2 separate regions of the Homo sapiens genome follow, and region 1 is linked to region 2. A link is a loop called in an ENCODE intact Hi-C map of the cell type or tissue named here. Cell type or tissue: heart left ventricle. All regions are shown on one strand. Links, peaks and the distances in the headings refer to the core of each region. The heading gives the core; the rest is flanking DNA. Region 1 overlaps SNX9 (sorting nexin 9). Region 2 has its middle 8.1 kb from the start of SYNJ2.

Region 1 (5,379 bases), core at 64-5,063, 140 kb after region 2:
TGAGCTGCTACTGTACTCCAGCCTGGGCAACAGGGTGAGGTTCTGTCTCAAAAAAACAAACAAAATTTGATTTTTGGAAGCAATGTAGCATACTGAATATTTCTGTCAATATCCCTTGATGTTCATGCATAATAATATTCTAATGTTAACCACAGCCAACAATTACATGTATTCCTTCCATAATTAATGGTACAGCATATGCTGTTCACGGAACCCACAAGAAACTGAACAGTGCAGTTCAGTTGCCACCTTGTTTAAATGCCAACGACGGCTTCACGATCTGCTGCCCTTCTCTTATTTAGACACCCGTTACTTCTTACTGACTGCAGAGACAGGTCATATGAACACAGACAGCATGCCCATGCCTTCATGCATATGGGTCCTATAATAATACATGGGTGGATTTGATTATTCAGAGGTAGATTTACCTAGTTTGGGGACTACATTCTTTTTTCTAGCTTTGACAAACATTTGTTTCTTTACTTCCTTAAAGCTTCTAAGTGGGCAAACAGGAAAAATGAAGCCGCTGAAATTCAAATTCATCAAAATTAGGTATGGGTACTTACCACACAAATAACATTAAAAACTGGATTTACACAAAGGCATGTATTATCTGACTTATAAGTAATTTAAGAACAGGATTCTTCTCTCCTAGTGAATTAAAAGTTATTTTCATTATATAATCACGGTAGGAACATATTATACAATGCAAATAAATCTGGACTGATTACTGTTTTAATAACACACAAAACTGTATCGCATGTTTTCTGGCTAACTTAAAAGGCAATAGGAAGAGTAGTAACCAGCCTCCATGGTAATGTGAGATTGTAACAGTGTTGAGACATTTTGCATATAATACCAACGATCAATCAAAAGAACTGAAAAGTTACTGACAACACTACAAGTTGGCGAGAAACTAAATAGCTTCTGAGAATATTTTACGGATCTGTGATTTTCTGCATCATATGAACCCAGTTAGATAAAATAATCCTTTAAGCAAGACACAAGTGTTCACTGCACACGGCATGCTAGTGCAGCCACCCAATTTACGGCCTCACAGATCTTAGGGACCAACCAAGGACAGAACCCAAGTTCTTTCTTTTATTTTTCCATCCCTCACAATAGTGGTTCTGGAAGTTAGGTCCCTAGACCAGCAGCATCAGCATCACCTGGGAACTGGTAGAAATGTGTGTTCTCGGCCGGGCGCGGTGGCTCACGCCTGTAATCCCAGCACTTTGGGAGGACAAGGTGGGCGGATCACGAGGTCAGGAGATCGAGACCATCCGGGCTAACATGGTGAAACCCCGTCTCTACTAAAAATACAAAAAAATTAGCCAGGCATGGTAGTGGGTGCCTGTAGTCCCAGCTACTTGGGAGGCTGAGGCAGGAAAATGGCGTGAACCTGGGAGGCGGAGTTTGCAGTGAGCTGAGATCGCGCCACTGCACTCCAGCCTGGGCGAGAGTAAGACTCTGTATCAAAAAAAAAAAAAGAAAGAAAAGAAATGTGTGTTCTCAGCCCCACCCCAGACCTCCTGAATCAGAAACTCTGTGTGATTTAACAAGCTCCCCGGGTTGGTGACTGTGATACAGCTAGTTAGAGTACCACAGCTCTACCATTAATTCCTAATCCTTAGGAAATATCATCACTTTAGCAAGAGTTCAATTTCTCTCTCAGATGGAAGCTTATTACCATTGCCATATCTTTCTGTATAGAAGAGAGTCCTAATGAATCAGAGAAGAGGGGAGTTTGAGAAAAAAATTTAATACTTGTAGCATTTTAGAGAATCACTATCTATCACTTTCATAATGAAAACTCCAGAACGTGCACAAGATGTTTCCACTTATCAAAAAGGGTAATGGCTATAATCCCAGCACTTTGGGAGGCTGAGGCAGGAGGAATGTTTGAGCCCAGAAGTTCAAGATCAGCCTGGGCACATAGAGAGACCCTGTCTCTACAAACAAACAAACAAACAAACAAAAAATTAAATATTAGCTGGCTCTGGTGGCATGTGCCTGTAGTCCCAGCTACTTGGGAGGCTGAGGCAGAAGGATTGCTTGTGCCTGGGAGGTCGAGGCTGCTGCTGTGAGCCCAGATCACGCCACGGCACTCCACCCTGAGCAACAGAGTGAGACCCTTCTCAACCAAAATAAAAAATAAATGGCTAGGCATGGTGGTGTATGCCTGTGGTCCCAGACTGTATTAGTCTGTTTTCACACGGCTATAAAGAACTGCCCAAGACTGGGTAATTTATACAGGAAAGAGGTTTAATTGACTCACAGTTCAGCATGGCTAGGGAGGCCTCATGAACCACGATGGAAAGTGAAGGGGAAGCAAGGCACCTTCTTCACAAGGTGGCAGGAAGGAGAAGTACTGAGTGAAGGTGGAAGAACCCCTTATAAAACCATCAGCTCAGTCAGCATGGGGGAAATCGACCCCGTGATTCAATTACCTCCACCTGGTCCCTCCTGTGACACTTGGAGATTACAGCGATTACAATTCAAGATGAGATTTGGGTGGGGACACGAAGCCTAACCATATCACAGATACTCAAGAGGATGAGGCAGGAGGATTGCTTCAGTGTGGGAGTTCAAGGCTTCAATGAGCCATGTTTGCACCACTGGACTCCAGCCTGGGCAACAGAGCAAGACTCTATTTAAAAAAAAAAAAAAAAAAAGAAGGGGAATGGGTTTTTAAAGGCTGAAAACTTTGCTTTTGGTCATTATATAGTAATTGAACTCTAATAGAAGTAAATATTAGAATATTTTAAAAATCTTGGCTGGGCATGGTGACTCACGCCTGTAATCCCAGCACTTTGAGGGGCCGAGGCAGGTGGATCACTTGGTGTCAGGAGTTTGAAACTGGGCTGGCCAATATGGTGAAACCCCATCTCCACTAAAAATACAGAAATTAGCTGAGCGTGGTGGCACACATCTGTAATCCCAGTTGCCTGGGAGGCTGAGGCAGGAGAACTGCTTGAACCCAGGAGGTGGAGGTTGCAGTGAGCTGAGATCATGCCACTGCACTCCAGCCTGGGTGACAAAGTAAGACTCTGTCTCAAAAATAAAATTAAATTTAAAATGTCTATACTTTTTGGTATCATCTTGGCTTTAGATGATTCAGACAGCTCAACCTATTGTAACCACAGATCTCAGTAACCTAACGGGTATTGATTTCCTAGGGTTTTGGAGCTTTTAGGGGTTGCAAGGACATTGAATACGCTTTACATACTGTTGGAATTGCATCAGACTAATCTGGTTCAACTTTTATGTAACAAAGTTATGAGCTGCTTTTCAGTTGGCATGGACCTCCAGGTTGAACGTCACATCACCAGAGCATGCCCAAAACTAAGTGTGCAGCCATGGATAGAACCCACGTGCTCAGATGGGCACTTGGAATGGAATGGGCATGAGGAATGAGCACTGAATTAAGAAGTGGACACTAACAGTTTGGGAGGCTGTAATCACAATTCTTTGGGAGGCTGACACAGGAGGATCGTTTGAGCCTAGGAGTTTGAGACCAACCTGGGGAACATGGCGAGACCTCAATTCTACTAAAGAAAAAAAAATTTAAAAAATTGGCCGGGGGGGTGGCACACAGCTGTAGTCCAAGCTACTTGTGAGGCTGAGGTGGGAGAATCACTTAAGCCCAGGAGTTCAAGGCTGCAGTGAGTTATTATCATGCCACTGCACTCCAGCCTGAGGAACAGACTGAGACCCCGTCTCTACAAAAAAAAAAAAAAATTCTTTTAAATTAGCCAGGTGTGCTGGCACGCACTTTGTGGTGTCAGCTTACTCAGGATGTTGAGGTGAGAGGATCGCTGGAGCCCAGGAGGTTGAGCTGCAGTCAGTGGAGGTTGCACCACTGCACTTCAGCCTGGGCAACAGAAGAGAGACCCTGACTCAAAAAAAAAAAAAAAAAAAAAAAAAAAAAAAAAAACCACAGTGGACACCACATGGCAGGATCCAAAATCCGATCAGATCAAGCCCTGGTGTCACCCCATGGCAGGATCCAGTCAGATTATGCCTCCAGCATCACCCCACTGCAAGATCCAATCAGATCACGCCTCATTACCTCTAAGTACAAAACCTGACGTAGCCCCCAGCGTGGAGAGACAGACTTAAGTCCAACTCCTGTCTCCTTGCTCAGCTGTCTGGCAATAAGCCTCTCTCACTACAAAAACCTGGTGCTTCAGTGTTTGGCTTTCCACTACATGGGCAAATGGACCCAGTTCAGTTCGGCAATACTGGTAGATAGTCACGGGACAAAGTAAATCTGATGCATCAACAAAACAACTGTAAAATCATATTATTCAACTCTTGACTCTAAAATCTGAGTCATGGTTTAGGAAGGCGGGAGGAGAAGTGCAGTGCTGGAAACCCTGCCTAACCACAAAGAATTAACCACCCTGCCTCTTCTAAGCTCCTGAGGGAGAAGGCACATGGTGGCAGGTAAAATTACCAATGTATTTATGAAACAGCAATTTGTAACACCTTCAGATTCAGTGCTAGTTGTTCAGTAAGTTTTCAGTTATGTTTTAAAGCTACTTTTAAAACATACTCTTTTTTTCCCCTGGAAGAAGAAAATTTCCTTAAGTACCATACTTAAGAAAATTACAAAATAATATTTGTAATCCTGAATGCATTAGCATTCTTCTATTGAAGTGCCCTTACTATGTGTAAGCATTAAAAAATTTTTCCAACCTAGTACAATTTGAAACAAATTAACAGAAGGTATATAAGTTTGGGAATCTGCTTTAGAGGCCTAAAGACAGTAAGTTTTTAATTAAAAAAAAATCTTTTTTTTCCTTGTTACAAAAGCAGCAAATATTCATTACTTAAAATCTTGAGACTATAAAACAAACTAAAACATAAAAAAACTTCTTATGTGCAGCCACTATGCAATAGGCAACTATTTATACATACGTCTAAATTTTCAAGCCTTTTTCTGTGAATTTAAATTAGGAAATACATTTAAACTCGCACATTTTAAATACACCAATTCATTAATATCTGAATGTCAACTGTCCTAGGGAGGATCCAAATCTTTATTCCCAGCATCCAAGTGGCACAAAATAGCTACTGAAATGTCTGCTGAACTGAATATCTGGGATCTGACAAGGCAAAGTCTGGACTTGCAGACTGTGGAGCTGTACTATGGAAGTATTTTTGAAGCAACTGAAGTGATAGAGTAAGGTTTAAAACTCACTCAAAGTACTAAGTAACAGACTGATATGGTTTGGCTGTGTCTCCCCAGATCTCATCTTGAATTGTAGTTCCCATAATCCCCACATGTTGTGGGAGGCACCTGGTGGGGGTAATTGAATCATGGGGGCAGTTACCCCCATGCTGTTCTCATGAATTCTCACAAGATCTGATGGT
Region 2 (5,379 bases), core at 234-5,233:
ATGAGCTGAATTTTGCCCCCCAAATCCATGTGTTGAACTCCTAACCCCCAGTACCTCAGAATGGGACTGCATTTAGAGGTGTGATCTTTAAATAGATGGTTAAGTCAAAAGGAGGTCTTTGGGGTAGGCTCTAATCTATCAGGACTGGAAATTTTTGCCAGGTGCGGTGGTTCACGCCTGTAATCCAGCACTTTGAAAGGCCAAGGCAGGAGGATCACTTGAGGCCAGGAGTTTGAGACCAGCTTGGACAACATGGTGAGGCTCCGTCTCTACAAAAAATTAAAAGAAAGATAGGCAGGCATGGTGGCATGCATCTGTAGCCCCAGCTACTCAGGAGGCTGAGGTAGGCGGATCATGTGAGCCCAGGAGTTTGACATTACAGTGAGCTATGGTCACACCACTGGACTCCAGCCTGGGTGACAGAGCGAGACCCTGTCTCTTAAAACAAAAAACAAAGGCCGGGCGCAGTGGTTCACGCCTGTAATCCTAGCACTTTGGGAGGCCGAGGAGGGTGGATCGCTTGAGCCTGCGAGCTCAAGACTAACCTGGGCAACATAGTGAAACTCCATCTCTACACAAAATACAAAAAAAGTAGCTGGGGCAGTGGTGCACACCTGTAGTCCCAGCTACTTGGGAGGCTGAGGTAGGAGGACCACTTGAGCCCAGGAGTATGAGGTTGCTCTGAGCTGAGATCATGCCACTGCACTCCGCCCTGGCTGACAGAGCAAGACCCTGTCTCAAAACAAAACAAACAAACAAACAAAAATCTAAAAATAAAACATAAAAAGATGAAATTTGGACGCAGACATGTGCCCACAGAGGGAAGCCCATGTGAGGACAGAGGGAGAAGAAAGCCATATTGCACAAGCCAAGGAGAGAGGCCTCAGAAGAAAGCAACCCTGCCAGCACCTTGATCTTGGACTTCCAGCTTCCAGAACTGAGAAAATAAATGTCTGCTCTTTCAGCCACCCAGTTGTTGGTACTTTGTTCTGGCAGCCTGAGCAGACAAATTCACCCCCAACTTTTCATGTCTTTCCCTGTTTGATTTCTCTCCTTAGTGCTTATTAGTCTCTATTATAATAAATCTTTGACTGGTTTACCCTGTTGTCATCCAGGTCTCCCCCTGTCAGGTAAGCTCCTGTGCAGGGTTTCTTCTGTTTTGCTTTGTTTAGTCCTATTTGTTCGTGGTGTATCCCTGGTGCCTAGAACAGTGCCTGGCACCTGCTAGGCAGCCAGGAGTCCTTGTGCAATGAGTAAGTGGATCTCCTTCCTACCATCTGATCTCTGTGGGAGTGGAGGATTCACAACCTTCTGGGGCTGTCCATTGCAGAGATTCTTATGCTGCTTGCTGGATTGATTGAATAAATATTTACTAGGCACCTACTATACGGCAAGCATTGTTCCAGGTGCTGGGGGATACAGGAACAAAGAAAACAGACAAAAATCCCTGGTACGGAGAAGAAATCAAACAAAGAAATCAAACAAAGTACATCATGTGCTCATGGCAGTAGTGCCATGGAAGACAAATGAGTGGGGAAAAGGGGGTGCAGAACTCTAAATGGGGGACAGCTGAGGCCTTGCAGGGAAGTGGCATTTGAGTGAAAAATGAAACAAGTGAGGGGCGAGCCGTGTGGGCATCTGAGGGCAGGGCATGTCAGGGAAAAACTGGGAGGAGGAAGAGGAACCCCGGGGAGCAGGGGGAGGTGGTTGAAGAGGAGGCCAGAGGAGGAAAGGGGCCCAGGCTGTTGGCCACTATAATAACTTGGGCCTTTATGCTGAGTGACAGGGCAGAGAAAGAGACATGCTCAGATTTATGTTTTCACCAAGCATTCTAGCTGCTGAGTTGAAACTTGAGTGGAAGGGTGGAGGCAGGGAGACCAGGTGAGACCAGGAAGGAGGCTGCTGCCGTTGCCCAGGGTGGGAGAACAAGGCTGATGGTGGCGGGGTGGTGAGAAACGGTTGGATTCTGGCTAGATTTTTGAAGGGTGAGTCAGCAGGAGTTGCTTTTACAGCAGATGTGGGATGTAAGGGAAAGACAGGGGTTTGGAAGATGGAGATTTTGGTCAGGGCAACTGGAAGGATGGCGTTGCATCAGCAGAGACGAGTTTGCATGGGGAGGAGCAGGTGGCTGGGGGTGGAGCGGGCAATTTGGGGCAGGCTGGTTTTGAGACGCAGATTACACATTCAGTCGCAGGTGTTGAGTGGACAGTAGAGTATGCAAGCCTGAGGTCCAAGGGCGAGATCTGGACAGAGATGAAAATATGGAGGTCATCGGTGTCAAAAATAAAATCAGATAAAATATTACAATTTTAGAAGTGTACTGTGCATACTAAACAATAATTTGCAAACTGGGTTGCAAATTGTTTGCAAACCAAACATGGTAGGAAGCCCCATTCACAACAGTTCATTGAATCATGCTGACAAGGTTGTAAAGCTTATGTTTTGTGTTTCTATGGTTAGAGCTAGCGTTTGGGGAAATCGGGATGACTTCAGTTTTAGTTATACGGTTATGGGTGATTGGCCTGGGGGTCCATCTGGACCATAGCCCCCATTTCTCTTCAACATCAGCACACAGACAGCATTTAAAGCCTTGAGCCTAAGTGAGTTTACCAAGGGCCAAATGCTGATCAGAAAGGGAAGAGGCCCGGGCCCGTGCCCTGGCGCGCTCTGACAAGTGGGAGAGGAAGAGGAACCGGCACCGGCCACTGAGTAGGAGACCGGTGAAGGAGGACGATGACCAGCAGGATCCCAGTGTCCTGGATCCAATGGAAGGAAACATTTCAGGGAGCAGCCAGTGGTCAGTGATGGCCAAGGCTGTGAGGGGTCCAGGAGGACGAGGTCTGGGAATTGTCCTTGGGATTTGGCAACGTGGAGGTCGTTGCTGACCCTATAAGAGCAGTCTCGAAGGAAGGCTGGGGGGCACCAGTGCTTTTTCACAGCCCATTTCTTCCTGCTTGACCCTCTGTATATGTGAGGATCTAGTTATCAACTTGAGATCGCGAAAAGTACACAGCCTGCCTGTGCACAGTAGCTCACACCTGTAATCCCAGCACTTTGGGAGGCCGAGGCAGGGCAGATCGCCTGAGGGCAGAAGTTCGAGGCCAGCCTGGCCAGCATGGTGAAACATCATCTCTACTAAAAATACAAAAATTAGCTGGGCATGGTGGTGGGCGCCTGTAATCCCAGCTACTTGGGAGGCTGAGGCAGGAGAATTGCTTGAACCCAGGAGGCAGAGGTTGTGGTGATCCAAGATTGTGCCACTGTACTCCAGCCTGGGCGACAGCGTGAGACTCTATCTCGAAATAAAAATAAAAAGAAAAAAAGAAAAAAAAAAGAAAAAAGAAGAAAAGCACGCAGCCAACTTGGAGACAGTGATTCTGACTGGCTCCTCCGTGGCTTCTCCCGGTGACCCCTGTAAAGGCCCCTCAGACTCCCAGCATCCACTGCTCTCATTACACTTGCTCTTCTTGGACTATCCTGAGTTCCCCCACTTCTGAAATGTGAAGTCACCAAAGAGTTCCCTAAGGTCTAACTCATGCAGAACATAATGAAGGCGATAATTCATGTGATGTTCTGAGTTGATTTCAATTTTATGTAACTTTGCACTTTCCTTAAAGCAGATTCATTAAATGTACAACTAATTATGATTAAGTTTTTATACCTTAATAAGAGTTTTCATCTAAATACATTCATAAACTAGAAAACATCCTTTTGTCAGACCACATGTTCCTTTTGGAGGTTCAGAAAAGTATGATCTCTGGCTAGGAGCAGTGGCTCACGCCTGTAATCCCAGCACTTTGGGAGGCCAAGGGGAAGGGGGGTAGATCACCTGAGGTCAGGAGTTCAAGACCAGCCTGGCCAACAGGTGAAACCTCGTTTCTACTAAAAATACAAAAATTAGCCAGGCGTGGTGGCACACACCTCTAATCCCAGCTACTCAAGAGGCTGAGGCATGAGAATCACTTGAACCCAGGAGGCAGAGGTTGCAGTGAGCCAAGATCCTGCCACTGTACTACAGCTTGGGCGACAGAGTGAAACTCTGTCTCAAACAAACAAACAAACAAACAAACAAACAAACAAACAAAAAACCAGAAAAATATGATCTCCATAATTATGCCAGCAAAGTAAATTGATGCATCAGCAAAGAACGGATTGATTCAGCCTCTCTGTCTTTCTGGCGCTCCAAGATTTTAGCTCTAATTTTTGAATAAAACTTTGCAGTTTTTCAAAGTACTTTTTAATATAAATATTATATTAGATATTAAAAACCCATGAATATTTAAGGCAAAACATCCCAATATTCTTAACTTATTAATTCATTTATTCAACCAAACTTCAACCTCCAATGAATTTCTTTAGTAGCCTCCTTGAACTCTGAATCCTTAAAGTTACTGGAGAAATTGCATAGCTTTGCAGGCTGGTGTCATTTTTCAAAGCAGTAATTATTTAATGTTATCAGTTAGAGTTCATGTTTCTAATTATTTCATAAATGTCATAAATTTGTGTGAATCAGAACTGAAATAATGCTTACACAAAATAACTGATATGTCCTTTTTAATATCTAGTTCCCCTCTACTTCTTTTTTTTAATCTCCTTGCAATTTATTTGTTGAAAAAAACGAAGCTGTGTGTCCAGCCATCCTCCCCAGCCCGGATTTTGCTGAGCATGTCGCTGTGATGTTGTTTAGCCAGTTCCTTTGCCCTGTGTTTCATCTGTAGCTCGGTGGCTGGATCTAGAAGCTTCATTAGATTCCGTTTCATGGGTGGTGGTGTGTTCCTCCACCAGGAAGCCTGTGTCTGATTTTCTCTTTGTGATATAGCAGCCATTAATCATCAATGCCTTAATCCTTGTGAAATGGTTATGTTCCAATTCTGTCATTCCTTCTTCATTCAGTAGCTAAAATTCTTCTATAAATGGAAAAATTCTCTTCTGCTACTTGTTTACCCAATGGTGACACAAACAAAAATAAAGCAGGTAGAATAGGACTCTTTTCCTCTGTTTCCTGGTGTTCAGAATAATGAGTTGTTTTCCTGTCTTTCTGAACTCAGAGTTTAAACATATTTGATGTGTTTCAGTCCATCGCCATTACTATTCTGACTGATGCTCACATGTTCCCTCTTTGGCCAGTGAGAGCCTCTTTGAGGTGGCTCCTGGGTCCTTCTGACATGACCCAATGGCCTTTGATGGTTTCCTTGCCTTCTGGTATAGCAGTATCAACCTCATCTTGTGCATTTTTTTTTCTCTAGACATGAAATCGACCATTTTTACAAGAAGTCTTGATTCTTTTTGGTGGAAAAAGGAATTTCAAGACCACAGTTGGTGTTATGACATCTACTCATTTTACCCCCAGGATCTCAAAATGTAACTGCCTTTTAATCT

What was found. A loop is a pair of places that touch in the nucleus more often than their neighbours do. Peaks named below come from ENCODE experiments on the same cell type or tissue, not always from the same donor. Only the 100,000 strongest peaks of a DNase experiment are listed, where the experiment ranks them.
Region 1: a loop joins it to region 2, with 2.1 times the contacts of the local background. A loop is called at or near these places in 4 of 110 quality-filtered maps.

Annotation. Positions count from the first base shown.
Region 1 is chr6:157,832,709-157,838,087 of GRCh38, reverse strand. The region is part of intron 1 of SNX9 (sorting nexin 9); the gene reads right to left. Among named protein-coding and RNA genes, the nearest start is that of SNX9, 12 kb to the right of the region's middle. In heart left ventricle, for the core only: no CTCF peak of the experiment used is centred there; no DNase peak of the experiment used is centred there.
Region 2 is chr6:157,971,118-157,976,496 of GRCh38, reverse strand. No RefSeq gene overlaps it. Among named protein-coding and RNA genes, the nearest start is that of SYNJ2, 8.1 kb to the left of the region's middle. RefSeq lists an enhancer at 2,237-2,790. In heart left ventricle, for the core only: no CTCF peak of the experiment used is centred there; a DNase peak (open chromatin) is centred at 2,675.